5 separate regions of the Homo sapiens genome follow, and regions 1, 2, 4 and 5 are each linked to region 3. Evidence: chromatin contacts called from ENCODE Hi-C or POLR2A ChIA-PET data. All regions are on one chromosome and are shown on one strand. Each heading gives the region's core, a stretch centred on a gene start or an enhancer-like site at or near the end of the contact. The rest is flanking DNA. Distances are from core to core; before and after follow the strand shown. Region 1 holds the start of DENND6A (DENN domain containing 6A). Region 2 holds the start of PDHB (pyruvate dehydrogenase E1 subunit beta). Region 3 overlaps LOC105377104 (a long non-coding RNA gene). Region 4 holds the start of PDE12 (phosphodiesterase 12). Region 5 overlaps PXK (PX domain containing serine/threonine kinase like).

Evidence for each region. A loop is a pair of places that touch in the nucleus more often than their neighbours do. ChIA-PET counts read pairs that join two places held with the same protein, here RNA polymerase II (POLR2A). Pooled maps may share reads with other maps.
Region 1: a loop to region 3 is called in a pooled map, with 5 times the contacts of the local background. The contact joins the promoter of DENND6A here to the enhancer-like site in region 3. A Hi-C loop is called at or near these places in 1 of 37 single-sample maps with no recorded cell type and 7 of 50 pooled maps. POLR2A ChIA-PET finds 5 or more read pairs at or near these places in 4 of 52 experiments (H1, HEK293, PC-3 and 1 more).
Region 2: a loop to region 3 is called in a pooled map, with 4 times the contacts of the local background. The contact joins the promoter of PDHB here to the enhancer-like site in region 3. A Hi-C loop is called at or near these places in 2 of 37 single-sample maps with no recorded cell type and 4 of 50 pooled maps. POLR2A ChIA-PET finds 5 or more read pairs at or near these places in 2 of 52 experiments (PC-3 and activated T-cell).
Region 4: a loop to region 3 is called in a pooled map, with 6 times the contacts of the local background. The contact joins the promoter of PDE12 here to the enhancer-like site in region 3. A Hi-C loop is called at or near these places in 1 of 37 single-sample maps with no recorded cell type and 6 of 50 pooled maps. POLR2A ChIA-PET finds 5 or more read pairs at or near these places in 2 of 52 experiments (H1 and WTC11).
Region 5: a map with no recorded cell type shows a loop between it and region 3 (6-fold over the local background). The contact joins two enhancer-like sites. A Hi-C loop is called at or near these places in 1 of 37 single-sample maps with no recorded cell type and 2 of 50 pooled maps. POLR2A ChIA-PET finds 5 or more read pairs at or near these places in 1 of 52 experiments (activated naive CD4-positive, alpha-beta T cell).

The regions. Positions count from the first base shown.
Region 1 is chr3:57,690,695-57,694,962 of GRCh38, forward strand. It overlaps DENND6A (DENN domain containing 6A), which reads right to left and starts at 2,383. Exons shown (of 20, transcript NM_152678.3): 1 at 2,088-2,383. The coding sequence starts at 2,324. DENND6A-DT (DENND6A divergent transcript) reads left to right here and starts at 2,511. Exons shown (of 2, transcript NR_135550.1): 1 at 2,511-2,648; 2 at 3,122-4,268. RefSeq lists an enhancer at 1,711-2,211 and silencers at 1,933-2,172, 2,283-2,382.
Region 2 is chr3:58,431,899-58,436,293 of GRCh38, forward strand. PDHB (pyruvate dehydrogenase E1 subunit beta) reads right to left here and starts at 1,934. Exons shown (of 10, transcript NM_000925.4): 1 at 1,870-1,934; 2 at 1,733-1,786; 3 at 1-86. The coding sequence starts at 1,911. LOC107986092 (a long non-coding RNA gene) reads left to right here and starts at 1,697. Exons shown (of 4, transcript XR_007095933.1): 1 at 1,697-2,344. RefSeq lists enhancers at 1,690-1,909, 2,952-3,561 and a silencer at 1,970-2,209.
Region 3 is chr3:57,982,417-57,986,480 of GRCh38, forward strand. LOC105377104 (a long non-coding RNA gene) reads left to right here. Exons shown (of 4, transcript XR_940874.3): 3 at 1,929-2,054; 4 at 2,839-4,064. Among named protein-coding and RNA genes, the nearest start is that of FLNB, 24 kb to the right of the region's middle. Within about 2 kb of position 1,520, at least 19 of the 41 ENCODE cell types and tissues checked have a DNase peak (open chromatin) inside an H3K27ac peak, as active enhancers do; they include PC-3, where a contact is called at or near this core.
Region 4 is chr3:57,553,493-57,557,928 of GRCh38, forward strand. PDE12 (phosphodiesterase 12) reads left to right here and starts at 2,782. Exons shown (of 3, transcript NM_177966.7): 1 at 2,782-4,195. The coding sequence starts at 2,888. It also overlaps a transcript of DNAH12 not described here. RefSeq lists enhancers at 2,276-3,055, 3,546-3,715.
Region 5 is chr3:58,348,456-58,352,586 of GRCh38, forward strand. All of the region lies in intron 1 of PXK (PX domain containing serine/threonine kinase like), which reads left to right. LOC105377106 (a long non-coding RNA gene) reads right to left here. Exons shown (of 3, transcript XR_940876.3): 3 at 4,072-4,131. Among named protein-coding and RNA genes, the nearest start is that of PXK, 18 kb to the left of the region's middle. RefSeq lists an enhancer at 1,051-1,330. Within about 2 kb of position 1,481, at least 9 of the 41 ENCODE cell types and tissues checked have a DNase peak (open chromatin) inside an H3K27ac peak, as active enhancers do.

The sequences.
Region 1 (4,268 bases), core at 1,133-3,632, 290 kb before region 3:
AAAAAAATCAGAGAAGGGGAAGAAGGCAGTTTGCAGGGAACATGAAATATAAACAAGATCTGCACACAAAAAAAGAGCAAAACCAAGAGGTTTCCCTGGTTCTGAACTCTAGCCATTTTCTGAAGCCCTACTAGGTTTATGTCTTAAATAGCTGGAAACCACATATATGGAACCACATACATGATTTCATCTTACTCAGCCTTTTCCTAGTGGAAAATTCACAATGTTCATATTTTTAAAAGATCCAGGAAGCAAAAGGTTAAGAACTCCTGACCTAGAAAAAACTCTATACAGTGGCATACACTATGGAAAATGAAATTCAAAATAAGTCCTTTAATAATTCACATTTTTGCAGCATCTCAAATATATTTTCTGTTTATTTGGTCAAAAAACATATTCACGTTATAAAGAATGTCCCAAATAATGAGAATCCAAAAGAATCTCCTTTAGCTATTTAAAAACACAATCAACTACAACAACCCATTCTTATGCTTTCTGGTTAAATTGTATCTTGCTGTACATATAACTTCAGGTTAACATGGCAAGGTGAATAATAAATGGCTTATAAATCTCTTACTCAAAATCTTTGGGAACTGTTTTTCTTACTTTAATAAGATAAAGAATTGCTCACATATTCACCTATTCTATCAAAAGTATTTATAGAATGCCACTAGGTGCCAGGCACTGCATTTGGCCTTATCAGCTACTATGATTAATTCTTGGTTCTCCTCTAAATTATTGCCTCAATCTACAAATACAGATTAGAGCACATCCTATTTGTATGCTCCACAACTAACATAATGCCTGGTTCTTAGTGGAAACTTAATGTCGCTGAACTGTGTTATAATAAAACATCCAGAAGGCAGGCCGAATACGAAAGCAGTAGCTTCGCATTAAGAAAACTACCCCTAGCCAATTTTCTTAGTCAACCAGGCCACTACAGTATTAATGAAATCGAAATCTGTCACCAATACCAAAAAAAAAAAAAAAAAAAAAAAACCAAAACCAAAACGTCTAAACAAACGCCCTTCTGATAACAATTTCCTTGGACACATGAAAGCAAGCAATTCCTTATGCTAAAAAGACCTTCAACAACGTCAAGAATAGATGTTTCTAAAGCCTTTCGGTAAGGGGCCATACATAAGAATGGAAAAGTTGACTGATTGACAAGCAAATGATGTTCCCTATATTCATCTTGACAGTAGTTTCACACCAACTGTTCCAGAGGCAACATAAAAAAAAATAACAGAAATGAGGCCGGGCACGGTGGCTCACGCATGTAATCCCACCACTTTGGAAGGCCTAGGCGGGCAGACCACCTGAGTCGGGAGTTCGAGACCAGCCTTACCAAAATGGAGAAACCCCGTCTCTATTAAAAATACAAAATTAGCCGGGCATGGTCGCATGCCTGTAACCCCAGCTACTCGGGAGGCTGAGGCAGGAGAATTGCCTGAATCCGGGAGGCAGAGGTTGCGGTGAGCCAAGATCGCGCCATTGCACTCCAGCCTGAGCAACAAGAGCAAAAACTCCGTCTCAAAAAAAAAAAAAAAAAAAAACAGAAATGAGGCACAAAAGGAGGAAAGGGAGAAAATGCGTGCTGAGATAAGCATTTCGACTCAGGCTGAGGGAAACGCTCAAACAGTTACTGCAAATGACTAAAACAATCTGAGCCTTAAAACTTGGTTGTGCAAGTTCGGCTACTAGAGTTCATCATCTGTTATGGGCATTGTTCTTGAAAAAGTACCAAACAAACATCCTGCCTGCGGGCTTCTCCGGGTGGGTGCTACTAACCCTTTTAGTTAATTCTGTGACTCTGCGTTTAAAAGAAATAAAGAAAGAACAGGATGAACATCAACAAGTATTTAGGAGGGGCCTAGAGAGAACTTTTCACCCCTAGCCGCAGCCCAAGATCCTCCCACGGGAAGTGCCGTAGGACCGCAGCCCGAAAGAGCGCGGGAGGGGAGACTGGCCACGCCCGGATGCGCCGCGGACAGGGTCCTGGCCGGTCAGCCCGCGGGCCGCTGGCTTTGCTGCAGCCGCCCCGGCGCAGGGGAGGAGCGCCGAGAAAGGGCGGGGCCGGGCCTCACCTCCACGGCCTGGCCCAGCTCCAGGTCGAAGCCCACCACACACACGCAGTGCAGCCAGGCGGAGAAGCTGTCCCAGCGCAGCAGGCCCCGGCCACGGCCATCGTCCTCTTCATCGTCCTCTGGCGCGCCTCCCGCCGCCACAAGGGCCGGCGCCTCGCGGCCCTCGGCCCCTGCCACCGCTTCGTCCAACGGCCTTCGAGAGCCGGGCCCCAAGCCCGCAGGGCCCCTCAAAGCCATCGGCCGCCCCCTGACCGTTCGCGCCGCCTCCACAGCGGACCGCGCCGCAGAGCGCGCTTGCCTCCGCGCAGGCGCAGACGCTGCTGTCGCAGCCGCTGGGGACCCACTCAGTCCGGGCGGGGCTGCGGGTCACGTGACCCTGGGAGCGGACGTGGGGACGTCACGCTGCCGCTTGTCTCGGATTGTGAAGCCGGTCCTGGCTTCCTTGTCTAAAAGCTCTTTGGGACTGAAATGGCTGTTTATGAATCCTTGTCAACCTCGTTCGCAGTCAACGACCAGGGAATAAATTATTCGTGGAATGACACAGTTCATAATTATTATAAGGTATTATTAAATTATGAAAGCGTAGGCCGGGCGCGGTGGTTCACACCTGTAATCACAGCATTTTGGGAGGCCGATGCGGGCGGATCATCAGGTCAGGAGTTCGAGACCAGCCTGACCAACATGGTGAAACCCCGTCTCTACTAAAAATACGAAAAAATTAGCCAGGCGTGGTGGAGCGCGCCTGTGATCCCAGCTACTCAGGAGGCTGAGGCAGGAGAATCGCTTGAACCCAGGAGGTTACAGTTAGCTGAGATTGCGCCACTGTATTCTGTCTACCCTGGGCGACAGAGCGAGATTCCGTCTCAAAAAAATAAAAATAAAATATATGAACGCATAATGGTGACGGTGGCTAACATTGAACGCTTACTTTGTGCCAGTTGATATGCCAAGTACAAGTGCGAATACTTACAAATATTACCTTATTGAATCTTCACATAATCGCAAATAAGTAGACTATTTATTTCTTTTTACAGATAAGGAAATGGAGGTCCTGGAGGTTACATGACTAGCCCAACAAGTATGACAACTCCGATATCGGCTTGCGGTTCACTCATTCAGTTTGCTGATTCAGAGATCTGTGCATTCACTCACCTGTTCCTTCTCCAGCAAGGCCTCCCCACCCTACCACCTCCTCCTTTCTTAGTTTGGCTGTCTGTGACTCACTCAACACACATCCCCAGACCTTTCTGGAACTCCAGGTTGGGCAGATTGGCCTCCACAGCAACCTGTGGATCTCTGAACACTGGGGCAAGGGCCTGGTCTCAAGCAGCTTCGTATTCTGAGATCAGTTTTTACTGAGTATTGGACCAGCCAGGATACTAACTAGTATTTATTCAGCACCTACTATGTTGAGTATAAATAGCATAGTAAAAGTAGGAAACACACAATAATACCTCAACAGAAAAATGAGTAAACCAGCGAGGTGTCACGCCTGTAGTCCCAGGTTCTTGGGAAGCTGAGGCCGGCTAAGTTCAAGGAGGATCGCTTGAGCAGGAGTTCCAGGCTGCAGCGCGCTATGATCGCGCCTGCGAACAGCCATTGCACTCCAGCCTGGGCAACAGAGCGCGACTGTGTCTCTAAAAAACAACGCAAAACAAAAAACACGGCAGAACTTAAGCATTTTGCTGCACTGCCCAGTGAAATCCATTCCATTTGACAAATACTGCCCTCTTAACATTCTTAGAATTTTTTTTTGGAGCAAGTGTTAGCGTCCCTGTTTTCAAGGAGGTGGTCAAGTATGCACAGACATCAGTAGTGACGTTTGCTGGAGACTTCCTTTAGACAAAAATGAACTTAGGGACAGCACTTAAGTTAGAGGCCAAGTCTTTGGCCAAAGTAGCCTGCCATCCTACTCCAGAGAACTGCTGTGGTTAAAAGAGGAAAAACTGTATTCTGCGATCAAGTAAGGCTCTAAACCCAGTATTAGGAAAGAACAGTAGCCTTTTGTATTAGAAAGAACACTGGCGTGGAAGTCAAAAGTTCTGGATTCTAGTGCCAGCTAGAATCTACCACGATCGTGGTAGGCAAGCTGCTCCAAAACCCAGTTTCTGGTAAATGAGAGTGATGATTACTAACTCACCTCACTGACTGTTGGGAAAAGCTAAGCTATCCTAATGTACA
Region 2 (4,395 bases), core at 684-3,183, 450 kb after region 3:
GCAACTTCTTCTCCAAGCAGAAATACCTTCTCATCTCTTTCCAGCTCCTCATCCATACCCTGATTTATAGCATCACGAACTGTCACCTGTCACAGGTATGCAAAAACAGTCAATACAGAATTGTTTGGGATTCAACTAAGATTTTCTTCCTTTATATTTACCTAGGCTGCCCACAGCATACAATATAAAAACACTAGAACAAGCTTCTCTCTAAAAACTCAAAGAATTCTAAAAGTAACATTTCTATTACACATAGTTGGTCTTTGCATGTGTTAATGTACTGAGTGCTCACTAGGTGCCAAGTACTGCCAAATACTTTGCATCCAGAATGTAGGAGTTGCTCTTTTAATATAATGAATGGTAAAATCTAGTTAAAAAAAGGAAGGAGAGGAGAATTAACATACAATCCATCAATTCCACTTCTATGTATATGCCCCAAATAATTGAAAGCAGGGATTCAAGCATATACTTGCACATCAATGTTCACAGCAGCATTACTCACAATAGACAAAACAAGGCCAGGCACGGTGGCTCACACCTGTAATTCCAGCACTCTGGGAGGCCAAGGCAGGTGGATCACTTGAGGTCAGGAGTTCGAGACCACCCTGGCCAACATGGTGAAACCCATTCTCTACTAAAAATACAAAAATTGGCCGGGTGTGGTGGCGGGTGCCTGTAATCCCAGCTACTCGGGAGGCTGAGGCAGAATTGCTTGAACCCAGGAGGCAGAGATTGCAGTGAGCTGAGATAGTGCCACTGCACTCTAGCCTGGGCAGCAAGAGCAAAACTCCGTCTCAAAAAAAAAAAAGAAAATGTCGGGCTGAGCGAGGTGGCTCATGCCTGTAATCCTAGCACTTTGGGAGGCCAAGGCAGGCAGATCACTTGAGGCCAGGAGTTCAAGACCAGCCTGGGCAATATGGTGAGACCCTGTCTGTACTAAAAATACAAAAATTAGCCCGGTGTGGTGGCACCGGCATCTAATCACAGCTACTCAGGAGTGTGAGGCGCGAGAATCCCTTGAGCCCAGGAGGTGGAGGTTGCAGTGAGCTGAGATCGCGCCACTGCACTCCAACCTGGGTGACAGAGGGAGACTATCTCAAAAAAATATACATATATATATTATTCAGCCTTAGGAAAGAATCAAACTCTGACGCATGCTACAACATGGATGAACCTTGAGGACATTACGCTGAGATAAGCCAGACACAAAAGGACAAATGATGCCACTTATAAGAAGTTCTAGAATAGGCAACCTCATAAAGACAGAAAAGTACAACAGGGGTTACCAGGGGTTTGGGGAAGGGAAATGAGGAGTTACCGAGTAATGGACAGTTTCTGCTTGGGATGATTAAAAAGTTCTGGAAATGGATGGTGGTTAATGGTTGTACAACATGGTGAATGTACTTAATGCCACTGAATTATACACTTCTAAAAAGTACATTTTAAGTTAGGTCTATTTTGCTGCAATTTAAAGAAAAAAACATGGAGTGAGGGAGGAAACGCCTAGTCTTAGTTTTCCCCCATTGCCCAGCCAGCTGTGAGGTGGTGACTCGCCGGTGTGCTAATTGCCAGGCGGCGACAGAGGCAGCAGGAGCTCCACGGAGGATGCTGGCTCCGCAAACCCAAGGCCCACGGCGCCGGAAGGCCACAGCGCAGGCGCGACTCCGGCCTCCTTCCCGAGAGAAGGGGGGACCCTCCCCGCCCTCGTCCGACGAGCACCCGCGCCTGTTACCTGCAGCGCAGCCGGCGCGGTCCAGTGAAAGCGCCTCTTCAGCAGCCCGGAGACCTGGCAGGGAGAGAGGAAGATGACGGCGGGACGCAGGGTGGGCAGGGGTCGCGTGGGAATACAGGCCGCGCGCTGCTGCCTACCTCCCGAAGGGGTCTCCGCACCAAGCCAGACACCGCCGCCATCTTGGTCGTGTCCTCTATCCGCTGCCAAACGACAACAGAGGGGCCGGCAGACGTGAGCAGGCCCCGCCTCCACCGGCGCGGGCCAATGGCAAGGCGCGCCGGCTGCGTGACCCGCCCACCCGCCCACCGGGTGAGGGGCCGCGGGGCCGGGCTGAGGTGGCGTGTGGGTGGCCGTGCCCCTCTGCCTGGAGCCGCCTCAAATCAACTTTATTGACAGTAGGCGGTGACCGACAGGCGGGGTGCACGCTGGGCACACGTGCCTGGTCGGTGTTACTTGAAGCGTGGGGACTAGAAGTCAGACCCTGAGGAGCATGATCTCTGGAAGCTGGAGAGACCTTAAGAGTTAGGCCAACCTGTTGTGGGTGCTGGAATCCTTTGGGCACCAAGAAGTGCTTGCACACGCTCTACTGATGGGGAACTTAACACTTCATGAGTGAGTCTAGTCTTCCCTGGACAGTGCTGTCTGTTGATTCCTTATAATGCACATCATAGCTTTCATTGATTGCATTAAGCACCTACTGTGAGCCAAGCATTGAGATATGTGCTGTATAGCTCATTCTCACAGTACCCCACTTGGGTAATTAGTGTTATTATTATCTCCATTTTGAAGACGGTTAAACTGAAGCAGAAATTGATTAAATGAGCCGATATTTTAATTTAGGACTGTCTTGACTCTAAAGCATGGTCTTTTTCCCACTGCTTCCTAAAGCAGAAGTGGATTCCTGCTTGGGGGAAGGTTACAACAACTTTAGAGAAGGGCGGCCCTATGGATGTAGCAGGACAAGCCGCAGACGAAACTCCTCAGACACCGAGTTAAAGAAGGAAGGGGTTTATTCGGCCAGGGGCATGGGCAAGACTCTTGTCTCAAGAGCCGAGCTCCCTGAATGGGCAATTCCTGTCCCTTTTAAGGGCTCACAGCTCTAAGGAGGTGTGCGTGAGAGGGTCATGATTGATTGAGCAAGCAGGGGGTATGTGACTAGGGGCTGCAAGCACCGGTAATTAGACTGGAACAGGATAGGGATTTTCACAGTGCTTTTCTATACAATGTCTGTAATCTATAGTTAACATAACCGATTAGGTCGGGGTCGATCTTTACCAGGCCCAGGGTGTGGCACCAGGCTGTCTGTTTGTGGATTTCATTTCTGCCTTTTAGTTTTTACTTTTTCTTTCTTTGGAGGCAGAAATTGGGCATAAGACAATATGAGGGGTGGTCTCCTCCCTTATGGGGAGGTGCCAAACACTTGGCCATAGGGACAACCTCTGGAAGCTCATTAGTCTTAATTTGGCCCTTGGGGGTCAGATGGGACAATTGAGCACCCAGTCTCCACCCATCCCCAAGACATTCCAAACATTCCCTTCTATGGATCACAGCTGCAGGCTGCCAAATTAGGAATTTGCAACTTCCAGTAGGTTGCTGACTGGGAATGGGAGGGGGTGGAGGCAAAGGCAGAACAGGCGGATGCTGGGAAGTCTGTGGCAGCAACAGAGGCAGACTAGGAGGCAACTTCCAGATGGAGAGGAGGGGGACAGTTTTGAGATCTATTTGGGCTAGAATCAATAGGAATGCTGTAAGTGCTAGGGAAGAGCAGAGGAAAATTTTGGATTTTTGTCATTGCTGGATGGATAGATGGGGTAAGGGAGGAGCCTGGGGCAGTGTAAGTGCCAGGAGCTGGGGAAGTAAGAGTGTATTTTTGTTTATTTTTTGAGATGGAGTTTCACTCTGTCACCCAGGCTGAAGTGCAGTGGGCCTCACTGCAACCTCTGCCTCCCAGGTTCAAGCTATTCCCCTGCTTCAGCCTCCCGAGTAGCTGGGATTACAGGCACCTGCCACCATGCCCGGCTAATTTTTTTTATTTTTAGTAGAGATGAGTTTTCACTATGTTGACCAGGCTGATGTTGAACTCTTGACCTCAAGTGATCCACCCGCCTCAGCCTCCCAAAGTGCTGGGATTACAGGCATGAGCCACTGCAGCCAGCCTTTATTCTTTAGATGACTGGGACATACCCAGGTTGCCTGGAGCCTAGGGCCTAGTCAGGGCTAAAGGTAGAAATTTGGGGACAGCTGCATAGAGATGACATTTACTCTCTGGGACTGTTTCATCTGTAAAATGGATAGAAGATCTTCAAGATATGGAATCAACACCTTCTGAGTCTCCCTCACCTGCCACCATCGTCTAGTCCCAACTGTCCCTGCCAGGGCCTCAGGAATGGCCAGCACTTCCTAGACTGCCACAGCATCCCTGAGAAACTCCTGAACTTGAGATTTCAGCCCCCAAAAGTTTGTGGGTGGTGCTCAGAATGAAAAAGTGAATCAGTCCTTCCCACCTTTCCCACAACCTAGCACCAAAAGATTTCAGGATCAGATTTGCCAAGCAAAAGGAGATGTTACAGGAAAGCAGTCCCGATCGAGATCCCAAGAGAGAGTTCTTGGATCTCACACAAGAAAGAATTCAGGGCAAGTCCACAGTGCAAAGCAAAAGCAAG
Region 3 (4,064 bases), core at 270-2,769:
CCCAAAGTGTTGGGATTATAGGCGTGAGCTACTGCGCCCAGCCGCCTGTGTTCTTTTAAAAGGTCGTCTTCCTTCCTGCCCTTCATCACTTGCCCTCCATGGCCCTTCATGGCCCCTCTGCTTCCCTGGACAAAGCAGAGATGTGACTGGTGTTCCCAGCATTTGTCCACAGACACCATTTTCCTCTCAGGCCCTGAGGTGCTGGACTACAGAGCCGGCCTCCCAGCCACCTGCCATGAAAACCTCACCAGGACCAGTGGGACTCTGTTAAATCTGTTAACACCCCCACTTCGGCCTGCCCTAGACAACAGCTACATCTTGGAAAAAGGAAATGAAACTGGTTTAAAACCTCTCCCAACTGTTCAGAAGGCTCAGGCCCCATTTCCAAGACAGAAGGAGCCAGACTCTTCTGCGCATGTCCCTTTATTTATAGTCACCAGATCCTGGTCCCAACGATCAAGGCTCCTGGGTGGGGATGGTCCTGTGTGATGTATGCAGCACACTCAATGCCCCCCACCATGCCCCTTCAGCCTACACCACTCACCTTAGCCGCCAGCAGCCATGACTTTTTTCTTTTCTTTTCTTTTTTCTTTCCTTTCCTTTTCTTTGATTTTTTTCTCTTTCCTTCCTTCCTTCCTTCTTTCTTTCTTCTCTCCTCTCTTTCTTTCTCGCTCTCTCTCTCTCTTTTCTTTCTTTCTCGAGACAGGGTCTTGCTTTGTCACCCAGGCTGGAATGCAGTGGCAGGAACATGGCTCACTGTATCCTCGACCTCCAAGGCTCAAGCGATCCTCCTGCCTCAGCACCCCAAGTAGCTGGGACTACAGGAGCACGCCACCACACCCAGCTCATTTTTGTATTTTTCGTAGAGAGGGGGTTTCACCATGTTGCCCAGGCTGGTCTCAAACTCCTGGCCTCAAGAGATCCACCCATCTTGGCCTCCCAAAATGCTGGGATTACAGGCCTGAGCCACCACATCTGGCCATGCAGCCGTGACTTTTTCTGATCACAGGAGCTGGCTGTGCTTGCACACATGGTCGGCCGGAGGGTGGTGAGTTAACAGCCCCTCCTCAGTAAGCCCTCAACCAATGACTACTGGTAAATGCAGGCCCCAGCCCTTCAGATGCCTTGGAGGGTACACTCTACCTGGCCCTTAGGTTCCCCTGCAGGATGGAGCTCCAGCTGCTCGCAGGAGCAGCCCACTCATGAATGCACCTTTTGTGGGCTTCCTGTCTTTCCAGCCTCACCTCCCACCTCCCTTGCCAGCACTTCTTGGAATCATTTCCCAAATGAATAACTCCTATGTGAATCCTGGACTTGGGTCTGCTTTTGAGGAAACCCAAACTAAGACAATATCAAGTTGCCAACATTTATTGAGCACCGTCTCTGTGCTAAGCATCGTGCTCAGCATTTCACAAGTCTTAACTCATTTAATCCTATGACAGCCAGCACTATGAAGAAGAGACCGTTATCATTTCCGTTGTACAGACGTGGAAACTGACTCAGAGCATGGGCTTGAGGCCAAAGGCCTCTTCCACTCCACCCATCCTCCATCAGCCTGAATTGCTTTCATTTCCTCAAAATGCTGGGCTCCCACACCTCTTGATCTCTGCACTCTGGGGCACAGGGAGGTTAAATCACTTGGTGACACAGCAATTTAGAGGCTGAGCTACCCAGATTCAAGAGCCATCTCCAGGCTCAGAGCCCACATACTCTGCCACTGTGGTAAGCAAAATATTGGCCCCTCAAGGTATCCAAGTCCTAATCCCTGTAACCTGTAAATGTGACCTTACATGGCAAAAAAGAGACTTCACAGATGTGATTCAGTTAGGGCCCTTGAGATGAGGAGAGTATCCTGGATTATCCAGATGGGCCCCATGTAATCACAGCAGGCTCTGTAAGAGGATCTCCTCCTCCTGTCTGTCTTTCAGACAAAAGAAGATAGGATGACAAAGCAGAAGACCAGAGAGAAAGAGATTTGAAGATGCTACCCTGCTGGCTTTGGAGATGGAAGCAAGGGCCATGAGCCAAGAGGTGTATGTGGCTTTTGGAAGCAGGTAAAGGCAAGGATAGCCCCTGGAGCCTCCAGAAGGAGCCAGCCCTGCTGACGCCTTGACTTTAGCCTAGTGAAACTGATTGCTGACTTCTGGCCTCCAGAATGATAAGAGAATACAGTTGTGTTTTCTTGTTTGTTTGTTTTGAGACAGGGTCTTGCTCTGTCACCCAGACTGGAGTGAGTGGGTCCATTTTGGCTCCCTGAAGCCACTACCTCCCAGGCTCAAGTGATCCTCGCACCTTAGCCTCTCGAATAGCTGGGACCACAGGTGCACACCACCACACCCGGCTAATTTTTTTTTATAGATGGGGTCTCCCTATGGTGCCAGGGCTGGTCTCAAACTCCTGAGCTCAAAGGATCCTTCTGCCTTGCCTCCTAAAGTGCTGGGATTACAGGTGTAAAGCCACCTCCACATCTGACTCAGTTGTGTCCTTTTTTTTTTTTTTTTTTTTGTCAAGATAGAGTCTTGCTCTGTCACCCAGGCTAGAGTGCAGTGGCGTGATCTCAGCTTACTGCAACCTCCGCCTCCTGGGTTCAAGTGATTCTTGTGCCTCAGCCTCCTGAGTAGCTGGGACTACAGGTGCACACCACCATGCCCAGCTAATTTTTCTATTTTTTAGTATTTCACTATGTTGGCCAGGCTGGTCTCAAACTCCTGGCCTCAAGTGATCCACCTGCCTTGGCCTCCCAAAGTGATGGGATTATAGGTGTTGAAGCCACCACGCCTGGCCTAGTTGTGTTCTTTTATGTCATGAAATTTGTGGTAATTTTTTTTATTAAAGTAGCCACAGCAAATTAACACAACCACGGAGCCAGTCCCCACAGCCTGGTCAGGTGCAGCATGATTCCAGACAACAGCAATGAGGAAGCCAGCCTTGTGGAGCTGATGCCTGGCAGAGAACATCACTAAGCAACAGGCATCCTGAGTGCTTGGGTTTGAGGCCCAGCCTTGCTATCTCCCAGCTGTGTGATTTGGACCAAGTAACTCGATCTCACCTCACCTGCCTGATGAGATAACAGGATTTTGTGAGGTTTATATGTATCTTTGGCTCTTGGAACAATGTCTGGCACAGAGTAATTTACAAGGGCTCAGTAAATCTGTCATTTATGGCCTCCCCATGTCAGCAGCTAGGTGGCTGGCCACAGCCCTCGTGGTGGAGTGAGGCTGGGATCTGGGGCTGGCCAATGAGAGGCCCAAGTCTCCTTGACTGGGGGATCAGCCATGGTCACCAGAACCAACTCACATCAGCCCTGGACTTTGGCTGGAAGTTCTGGGAAAGAGGTGCTCTCTCCCTGTTGGGATCTTGTTGGGATTCTCGAGGAGCTCGGCCTGGAGAAGATGGCGGGCATTTTTGTCACCACGAGGGGACAGCCTGCCTGAGAAGGAAGCCAACAGGAAGGAAGGTGGAGACCAGGATGGAGCAGGGCAGCTCTTGATGACGTCACCAAGGCCCTAGATCCAGACTTGCCTGAACCACCCCTTGGACTGTCTGGTTCCAGGAACCAATCACTACCCCTTTTTGCTTTAGGAGTTTTATCTGGGTTTCTGCCACTCACAACCAGGAGAGTCCTGACTGATAGACAGGGACTCAATGAACACATGTTGATTGAGTGACTGAGTGAGCATTCAGGGCTCTGGCACTGTCCTGAGCCCAGTAAATTTTGGGATGATTGTGTGGTAAGTGTCTCGCCTTCCTGTAGGACCATAGGGACTTGCAGGGGATTCTTCATTTGACTTGGGAAGATGCCTTCTTCGTCCTCCCTGCTTGCAGGGCTTGGCATCGAAGTCTAGGTTCCTTCAAGAGAAGGCGGAGGTACTGTGCACCTGGCCCAGGAGGCCAAATCCCTGTTTTCTTCTCTCTGACCCAAATTTCCCCAAACAGCGAGGTCTCAGCTCCACTTGGAGAGGGGAGATGGGAAAGAGGCTGGCTGCTAGAGTCCAAAGCAACAGCCCAGGAAATAAGGGCCTTTATTAGTCCCATTTTACAGATGAAGACACTGAGGCCAGAGA
Region 4 (4,436 bases), core at 1,532-4,031, 430 kb before region 3:
AGGACAGGGCCATACTGCACTCAGCTTTACATGCAGCTGGTAGTCCAGGTGATACAGACACACACGTTTCCAGGCTTCACCATGGCCACCTGTCTAGATCTCAGAATCCAGAGGCCCAAAGCCAAAGACAAAAGCTCATATCAAAATGTGTGCAAGGTTTCAGGGGAGCCCCGCAGCCTGACCTCATAGTTTTAACTTATACACAAATCAAGCAAGTATTAAAAATATCACGGAAGCAACAGTTTTATGACTTTAAAACATCTAGCAAAGAAAGCATAAATCTGTCTGACCAATTGATGTAGGCAAAATGTCTAAATTAAATTCTGAAGATATTTCTTTTTTTTTTTTTTCCGAGACAGAGTCTTGCTGTCTCCCAAGCTGGAGGGCAGTGGCGCGATCTCGGCTCACTGCAACCTCTGCCTCCCAGGTTCAAAAGATTGTCCTGCCTCGGCCTCCTGAGTAGCTGGGATTACAGGCGAACACCACTGCGCCCGGCTAATTTTTGTATTTTTAGTAGAGACAGGGTTTCACCATGTTTAGTAGAGATAATGAAACCCCGTCTAATTTTTGTATTTTTAGTAGAGACGGCGTTTTAACATATTTAGTAGAGACAGTGAAATTCCATCTCTACTAAAAATACAAAAATTAGCCAGACATGGCAGTGCACACCTGTAATCTCAGCTACTTGGGAGGCTGAGGCATGAGAATCGCTTGAACCCGGGAGGTGGAGGCTGCAGTGAGCCGAGATCACACCACTGCACTCCAGCCTGGGTGACAGAGTGAGGCTCCATCTCAAAAATAAAAAAATAAAAAAATAATTACATGGAGGCCAATGACAATTACAGTATCAAACACCTTTTTTCTTGCAATTAAAACCAAATGTTTTTAGCTTTTCCCCTTTCAAGAAAATGAAAATTAAAGCTTTTCCATAATTGCAAGCAAAACAACTCTAATGGCCCTCTTAGAAGAAATCCAGAACTTCATACTATGGCTTAGAATGCACTACACAATTTGGTGGATGCATATCTTTCTTATCTGCTACTCTCCCCTGGTCTCACCTTACTCATCACACTGGACCTCTTTCTGGTCTACAGGTAAAGCAATTCATTCGTTCTTCAAGACCTTTTTTTGTTTTGTTTTGAGACGGAGTTTCACTCTTGTTGCCCAGGCTGGAGTGCAATGGCATGATCTCAACTCACTATGACCTCCATCTCCCAGGTTCAAGCGATTCTCCTGCCTCAGCCTCCCTAGTAGCTGGGATTACAGGTGTGCGCCACCATGCCCAGCTAATTTTTTGTATTTTTAGTAGAGACGGGGTTTCACTATGTTGGCCAGGCTGGTCTCGAACTCCTGACCTTAGGCGATCCACCCGCCTCAGCCTCCCAAAGTGCTGGGATTACAGACGTGAGCCACTGGGCCCGGCGTCTTTAAGACCTTTAAAAGAAATAGCAATAAAGTGCACGATTCCTTAGGCCAGGGGAGGTGGTTTTCACTTGTTATCCCAGAATTTTGGGAGGGTAAGGCGGGGGGCTTGCTTGAGGCCAGGAGTTCGCGACCAGCCCAGGAAACATGGTGAAGCCCTTCTCTACTAAAATACAAAAATTAGCTGGGCGTGGTGGTGTGTGCCTGTAGTCCCAGCTACTTGGGAGGCTGAGGCACGAGAATCGCTTGAACTCTGGAAGCCGAAGTTGCAGTAAGCCAAGATCGCACAGCTGCACTCCAGCTTGGGTGAAAGAGCAAGGCCCTACCTAAAAAATAAAAAAATAAAATAAACAGATAAACAACTATTTCTTAATATATGCCCCATTATTATTCCTTATCTGAAATTGAATTTAACTGAGATCCTGTAATTTTATTTGTTAAATGTAGTAACTAAATAGAGTCTTCCTATTTACTAACTAAAAATAAACACTGGGTGGCTCTTGCCTGTTTGTACTTGAGAGGGTTAGGCGGGAGGATCGCACGAGCCCTGGAGTTCGAGGGGGCAGTGAGCTATGATCAGGCCACTGCACTCCAGCTTGGGCGTCAAAGTGACAACCTGTCTCTAATAAAAAATAACAAACAGCCTTCCGCAGTTTGTCAGTACTATTTCTTTCTGCCAATTAATAGTTGTGTGACCCTGAGCAGGTAATATCTCGGGACTCTGCATCTGTAAAGCGATGGATAAAGAGACCTACCTCATAAGAACTATGAGGCTTAAATAAGATAGTGTGTGTAGCGTTTCTCGCATAGTCTGCGCTCACTAAACGGAGTTATTGTATATCGTTCGTTGTTAACTACCACAAAGGCTCTGCTCAGAGGTGCGTAGGCGCTGGCTCAGCCTGGGGTGAACCCACCAGGCCACCGAAACGAGCGATCAGGGTCGGCAAAGCTGTGGAGATGAAATGGGCAACACCTTCCACACTGCGAGTAAAGCTCGCAATCCGGGTGGAGGCCTCCACGTCCTAGCGCAGTCCAGTCCCGGGCGCAGGGAGGAGAGCTGGTCAGCCAAGATTCCAAGACAGGTGTCCACCTCCTCCAACGAAGCGGAACACGTGACACCACCCTATCCACTTCCGGCTTGGAGGGCATGCCCTCCCGTCACCAGCATGCACTTTCGACAAAACCGTGGAATCTAGTATTTTCCTCTGACACCTTTATATTTTCTTCACTTCCCTATAATTCTGACCTATCGTGTAGGTAAAAATTAATCTTCAGAGTATTACAGACATGCGTGCCCACGCGCTAGGCGAAAGTGCGAGTCGGAAGCACTTCATTCCCTCTCTTCGCTAGCCGGAAGTCGCGAGATCTGAATGAGTCAAAGCCGGCGGCCTCGGCTCCTCAGCTCCACCTGACAGTAGGCCGCTGATCGGCCGCGGGTCTTGTCGACCGCTAGGCCACCAGGTTCATGTGGAGGCTCCCAGGCGCCCGCGCCGCGCTTCGGGTGATCCGGACGGCGGTGGAGAAGCTGAGCCGGGCTGAAGCGGGGAGCCAGACAGCGGCGGGAGCGATGGAGCGCGCTGTAGTGCGCTGCGTACCTTCGGAACCCAAGCTGAGCCTGTCATTCGCTTTGGCTGATGGTAGCCACAAGAACATGCAGCGCGACCAGAGCGAGCCGCTGGGTCGAGTCCTCAGCCGCATCGCTACCAATGCCCTAAAGGGTCACGCTAAGGCGGCCGCCGCCAAGAAGAGCAGGAAGAGCCGGCCGAATGCTAGCGGCGGTGCGGCCTGTTCAGGGCCGGGGCCTGAGCCGGCTGTGTTCTGCGAGCCCGTGGTGAAGCTGTACTACCGGGAAGAGGCAGTGGCTGAGGACGTGCTCAACGTGGATGCCTGGCAAGACGGCGCGGTGCTGCAGATCGGCGATGTTAAGTACAAGGTGGAGCGCAACCCGCCCGCCTTCACCGAACTGCAGTTGCCGCGCTACATCATGGCCGGGTTCCCTGTGTGCCCCAAACTCAGCCTCGAATTTGGGGATCCCGCCAGCTCCCTTTTCCGCTGGTATAAGGAAGCCAAGCCCGGAGCGGCGGAGCCCGAGGTCGGTGTCCCCTCGTCATTGTCTCCCTCCTCACCTTCTTCTTCTTGGACTGAGACTGATGTGGAGGAGCGTGTCTACACCCCGTCCAATGCCGACATCGGGCTAAGGCTCAAGCTTCACTGCACCCCAGGCGATGGGCAGCGCTTTGGGCACAGCCGGGAGTTGGAAAGTGTGTGTGTGGTAGAGGCTGGGCCTGGCACCTGCACTTTTGACCACCGGCATCTCTACACGAAGAAGGTGACTGAGGACGCTCTCATCCGCACTGTCTCTTACAACATCCTGGCAGACACGTACGCGCAGACTGAGTTCTCGCGAACGGTTCTGTACCCATACTGTGCCCCCTACGCCCTGGAGCTCGACTACCGCCAGAACCTTATCCAGAAGGAACTCACCGGCTACAACGCCGATGTCATCTGTTTGCAGGAGGTTGACCGCGCAGTGTTTTCTGACAGCTTGGTACCCGCCCTAGAGGCCTTCGGGCTCGAGGGGGTGTTTCGAATCAAGCAGCACGAAGGCCTGGCCACTTTCTACCGAAAGTCTAAGTTCAGCCTTCTTAGCCAGCATGACATTTCATTCTACGAAGCCCTCGAGTCCGACCCACTTCACAAAGAACTGCTGGAGAAACTAGTTTTGTACCCATCAGCGCAGGAGAAGGTGCTCCAGAGATCTTCTGTTCTTCAGGTAAAGTAGTTCCGCCCGTCTCTTCACATACTGTCCCACTTTTAGGGGCCAGGAAGGCGAGGAATGAGGTGGGGGTTAAAAGTGCGATGAAAGTATCCAGATATTGTTGAAAGGTGTGTTTGCCCTTGTATCTTCAGCACAAAGTTTACTCTTCATTCATTCAGCAGATATTTTTTGAACACCTCTGGTGTGCCTGCCATACTGCAGGTTGCCTTGAACAAGACTAGCAGGGACTTTTACA
Region 5 (4,131 bases), core at 231-2,730, 370 kb after region 3:
CAGTGCTGTCCAATGGAAGTATAATGCTAGCCACATATGTAACTTTACATTTTCTAGTAGCCATGTTAAAAAAGTAAAAAGAAACAGGTGAAATTAATTTAAATAATATATTTAACCCAATATATCCAAAATATTATAATTTCAACATGGAATCATTATAAAAATTATTACTATGTTAGGTGCAGTGACTAATGCCTGTAATCTCAGCACTTTGGCAGGTTGAGGAGGGAGGATTGCTTGAGGCCAGGAGATCGAGACCAGCCTAAGCAATATAGCAAGATCTAGTCTCTACAAAACTTAAAAAAAAAAAAAAGTCAGGTGTGGTGGCATACCTGTAGTCTCAGCTACTCAGGAGGTTGAGTAGAAGAATCCCTTGAGCCCAGGCAGTGGAGGCTGCAGTGAGCTATGATTGCACCACTGCACTCCAGCCTAGGTAACAGAGTGAGACCCTGTCTGTACTTTTTTTTAATTAATATGTTTTGCATTCCTCTTGTCATAAAAGTATTTGAAATCTGGTGTGTATTTTACAATTACAGCATATCTCAATTGGGACTAGCCACATATCAGATGCTCAGTAGCCACATATTGCTTGTGGCTACTAGGCAGCAGAGATACAGACATTAAAAATATTTGCCAGGCATGGTAGCTCATGCCTGTAGCCCCAGTTACTAGGGAGGCTGAGGTGGGAGGATCACTTGAGCCCAGGAGTTCAAGGCTGCAGTGAGCTATGGTTGTACCACTGCACTCCAGCCTGGGCGACAGAGCCAGACCCCATCTCCAAAAGAAATTAAAAATAAAATCCCAAATGTGTTGTTATGGAGAGAGATCCATGTTATATTAAGTGAGAGAAAAAGCAAGTCATAACACACTATGTTTAGTATGCTTTCATTCTCATAAATATCTTTTTTTTTTTTTTTTGAGACGGAGTCTCACTCTGTCGCCCAGGCTGGAGTGCAGTGATGTGATCTTGGCTCACTGCAACCTCTGCCTCCCCGGTTCAAGCGATTCTCCTGCCTCAGCCTCCTGAGTAGCTGGGATTACAGGCTCCTGCCACCACGCCTGGCTAATTTTTGTATTTTTAGTAGAGACGGGGTTTCACCATGTTGGCCAGGCTGGTCTTGAACTGCTGACCTCAAATGATCTACCCTCCTCGGCTTCCCAAAGAGCTGGGATTACAGGCATGAGCCACAGCACCTGGCCACATTTTCATAAATATCTGTGTTTATACCTGCAAATAAACAGTCTGTAACTGCACACTATCCAGTATTTTAGCCACTAGGCTAATAAAATTAAGCTAAAAATTCAGTCCCTTCGTCACCCTATCCACATTCCAAGAGCTCAGTAGTCCCTTGTGCATAGTGGCTACCATATTGGATATCAAGCCTTAGGTCACTGCTCTCTTCAAACTGCTGAACTGGTTGAGAAAGACTGAGCTTAACGGATAGAACCTGCTAGCCCTGCAGCCATTGGGGTTTTGTGACTACTGAGTCCCAGAGCCTCTGTGGTTTTTAAGAGTAACACACAGGAAGGAAGCTCACTGAGGTGCAACCGTTATTAGTACCTTGGGGAGTTTAACAGGAGCACAGTGTAGAAGCAAAACAGCTTTGTGGAGGACCCTGTTCCGTTTTTGTACAACTGAAATTAACTACTATTCAAATTGCTGAGGATCACATAAACCTGATGTCCACTTTAGGCATGTTCTTATAAAAATGTTCCTTTCGACTGCTTCTTAACTGCCTAATGTACATTATGGGGCTTGCTTAACATTTTGGAGAAAAAATAGTTTCTTACTTGTACATAACTTCTAGGTGGTGCTCACATTACATTCAGCTCCAGCAGTTTGTGTCCATGTAGTAGGAGGTAGGCTGCAAAGTATAGGGGTATTAAAACCAGGTGGTTGTGGTATTCTGAGAGCTCTATTGCTATAGTAACTCATATTCTCCAGGCCCGGGTTCTTGTCCTTACTCTGCCCTTCACCCTGTCAGCTTCCCCCTGACTTGATAGACTGGTTCTGCCTGTCCAGCTGCACTCTGTTCATCAAAATGAGTCCTTGGAGCATGTGAAAGTATTGTGTCCAAGGGCATAGAAGGTAGGAACCGCTGTGCCCCTGGGTCAGACTGGCCTGGGGTGGAGTCTATTCTCATCACATACTAGTGGTGCGCCCTTGTTTAAGGCATCTACCCTCTCTGAGCTTCAGGGTTTTTGTTGTATAAGAGATGTAGTGACGCCTCCCTTCAGACATTGTTGGGAGATGGAGTAAACTGAGGGCTAGAAGGCAGAGAGTAAGTGCCCCATAAGCAGAGCAGTTATACCTCCCTCTCTGAAGATATGTGTCTGCATGGCATGTGTACTGTGGTCACTTCCACAGTTGGTTATGAAATTGGAGCTAGTGTCTCAGGATGACACAGCAACCTTCTCAGAGTAGGAAGGATAGATTTATATGTACGTTATCCTAAGTGATGGTGACCATTATTAAAACCAGTAGGGACTTCTAGCTTGACTTCAGCCTATAGTTTCAAGCTTCTCTCCCACTAAATGCTTTAGCAGCCCTGTTACAAGTAGAAGAGCTCCTTTACTTTACTTTCATCTTCTGTTTTCCCAGTCTCCCCAGCACAGAAAGTACTGATGAGTAGTAAAATGACCAAAAGCTCCCTTGTCAAAGGAAAAAAGGTGCATTTATCATTGATAACATACCAGGCTCTTACCCAAGCTCAGATGATCTCAATCTTTATTACTCAGGATTCCTTATTTAATTTATTTTATTTTTCCAAGAAAGGGTCTCACTCTATCGCCCAGGCTGGAGTGCAGTGGTGCAATCACGGCTCACGGCAGCCTCCATCTCCCTGGGCTTAAATGATCCTTCTTGGGCTTCAGTGATCCACCCGCCTCAGCCCCCCAAATAGCTGAGACTACAGGTGTGCGCCACCACAGCTAGCTATTTGTGTGTGTGTGTGTGTGTGTGTGTGTGTGTGTGTGTGTATTTTTTGTAGAGACAGGGTTTCACCATGTTGCCCAGGCTGGTCTTGAACTCCTGGGCTCATGCAATCCACCTGCCTCATCCTCCCAAAGTGCTGAGATTACAGGTGTGAGCCACCGTGCCTGGCCAGGATTTCTTATTTTAAAGTATCATGTTTTAAATTACATGTGTAGCAAACTGAGAAACTTTTCCAAAAATTGTTTTTCCTGATTGTAAAAATAATTTATGCTCATTGAGGATAACCTGAAAAACGTAGGAAAAAAAAAATAGCCAAAAGTGGGCATAGAATCTAGGACAACAGAGGCTGGAGTCATGGTACTCCTTCTTAGAAATCAGAGACTGATACAATTGTTTCTCATATTTAAAGAGAATGGCTGCTTTTTGTTTTTTCTGGGTGCTCTTCACAGTGCTGCCACCGTCTTCTGTGCTTGCTGATTAGAGTCGTGATATACTCACCTGCAGACACTTTGTGTTTGCTATTTTCTTAGCAGGGAAGAAAACAGTTACAAAGCTGGCCATTGTGCTGGCTGCTCTAAATATACTGTCTTCTTTCATATTCACCATGACTCTGAAGGTGTGATTTAGCAGGTGAGGAAACTGAAGCACAGAGAAGTTAGGCTGCAAAGCTAATAAGCAGTCGTTGGGCTTCGTTCCAGATCTCTGTGACTGGAAAATGTGTGCCCTCCCCTGCTGGGGACTTGTGGCTGTGCTATGGAGGAGGGATGGCACATTGTGGCTGATCATGACACAGTGACCAGCTCCTCCTTCAGGTTCCAGAAGGGCTCCCAGGGGGCCTGTCTTTGAGGCAGTGGAAAAGGGGGAAGGTAGAGGAGACATGGCCCAGGAGGGAGCGCTTCAGTCTCCAGCAGGTACTCAGGTCAGTGCCAGTGAAGGGCGTGAGGGATGAGGAGCTGGCCACCTCAGATACCAGAGCCCAAAGAAAAAGCATCATTTCCAGCGGATCCGAGTTTCTATGTTGTTGTCTATTCTAGCCTACTAAACATGTAGTGGGTAGTTCTCTGAGATCATGTTCACTTCATCCATTTGTAGAGTTTTAGGACATTGTGAGGATTATTGAACAAGTGAAAGTTATATTTCGTTTTTAATTACTATTTAATTGAGCTTCAGATTTTTAAAGTTTGGTATTTTTTTTC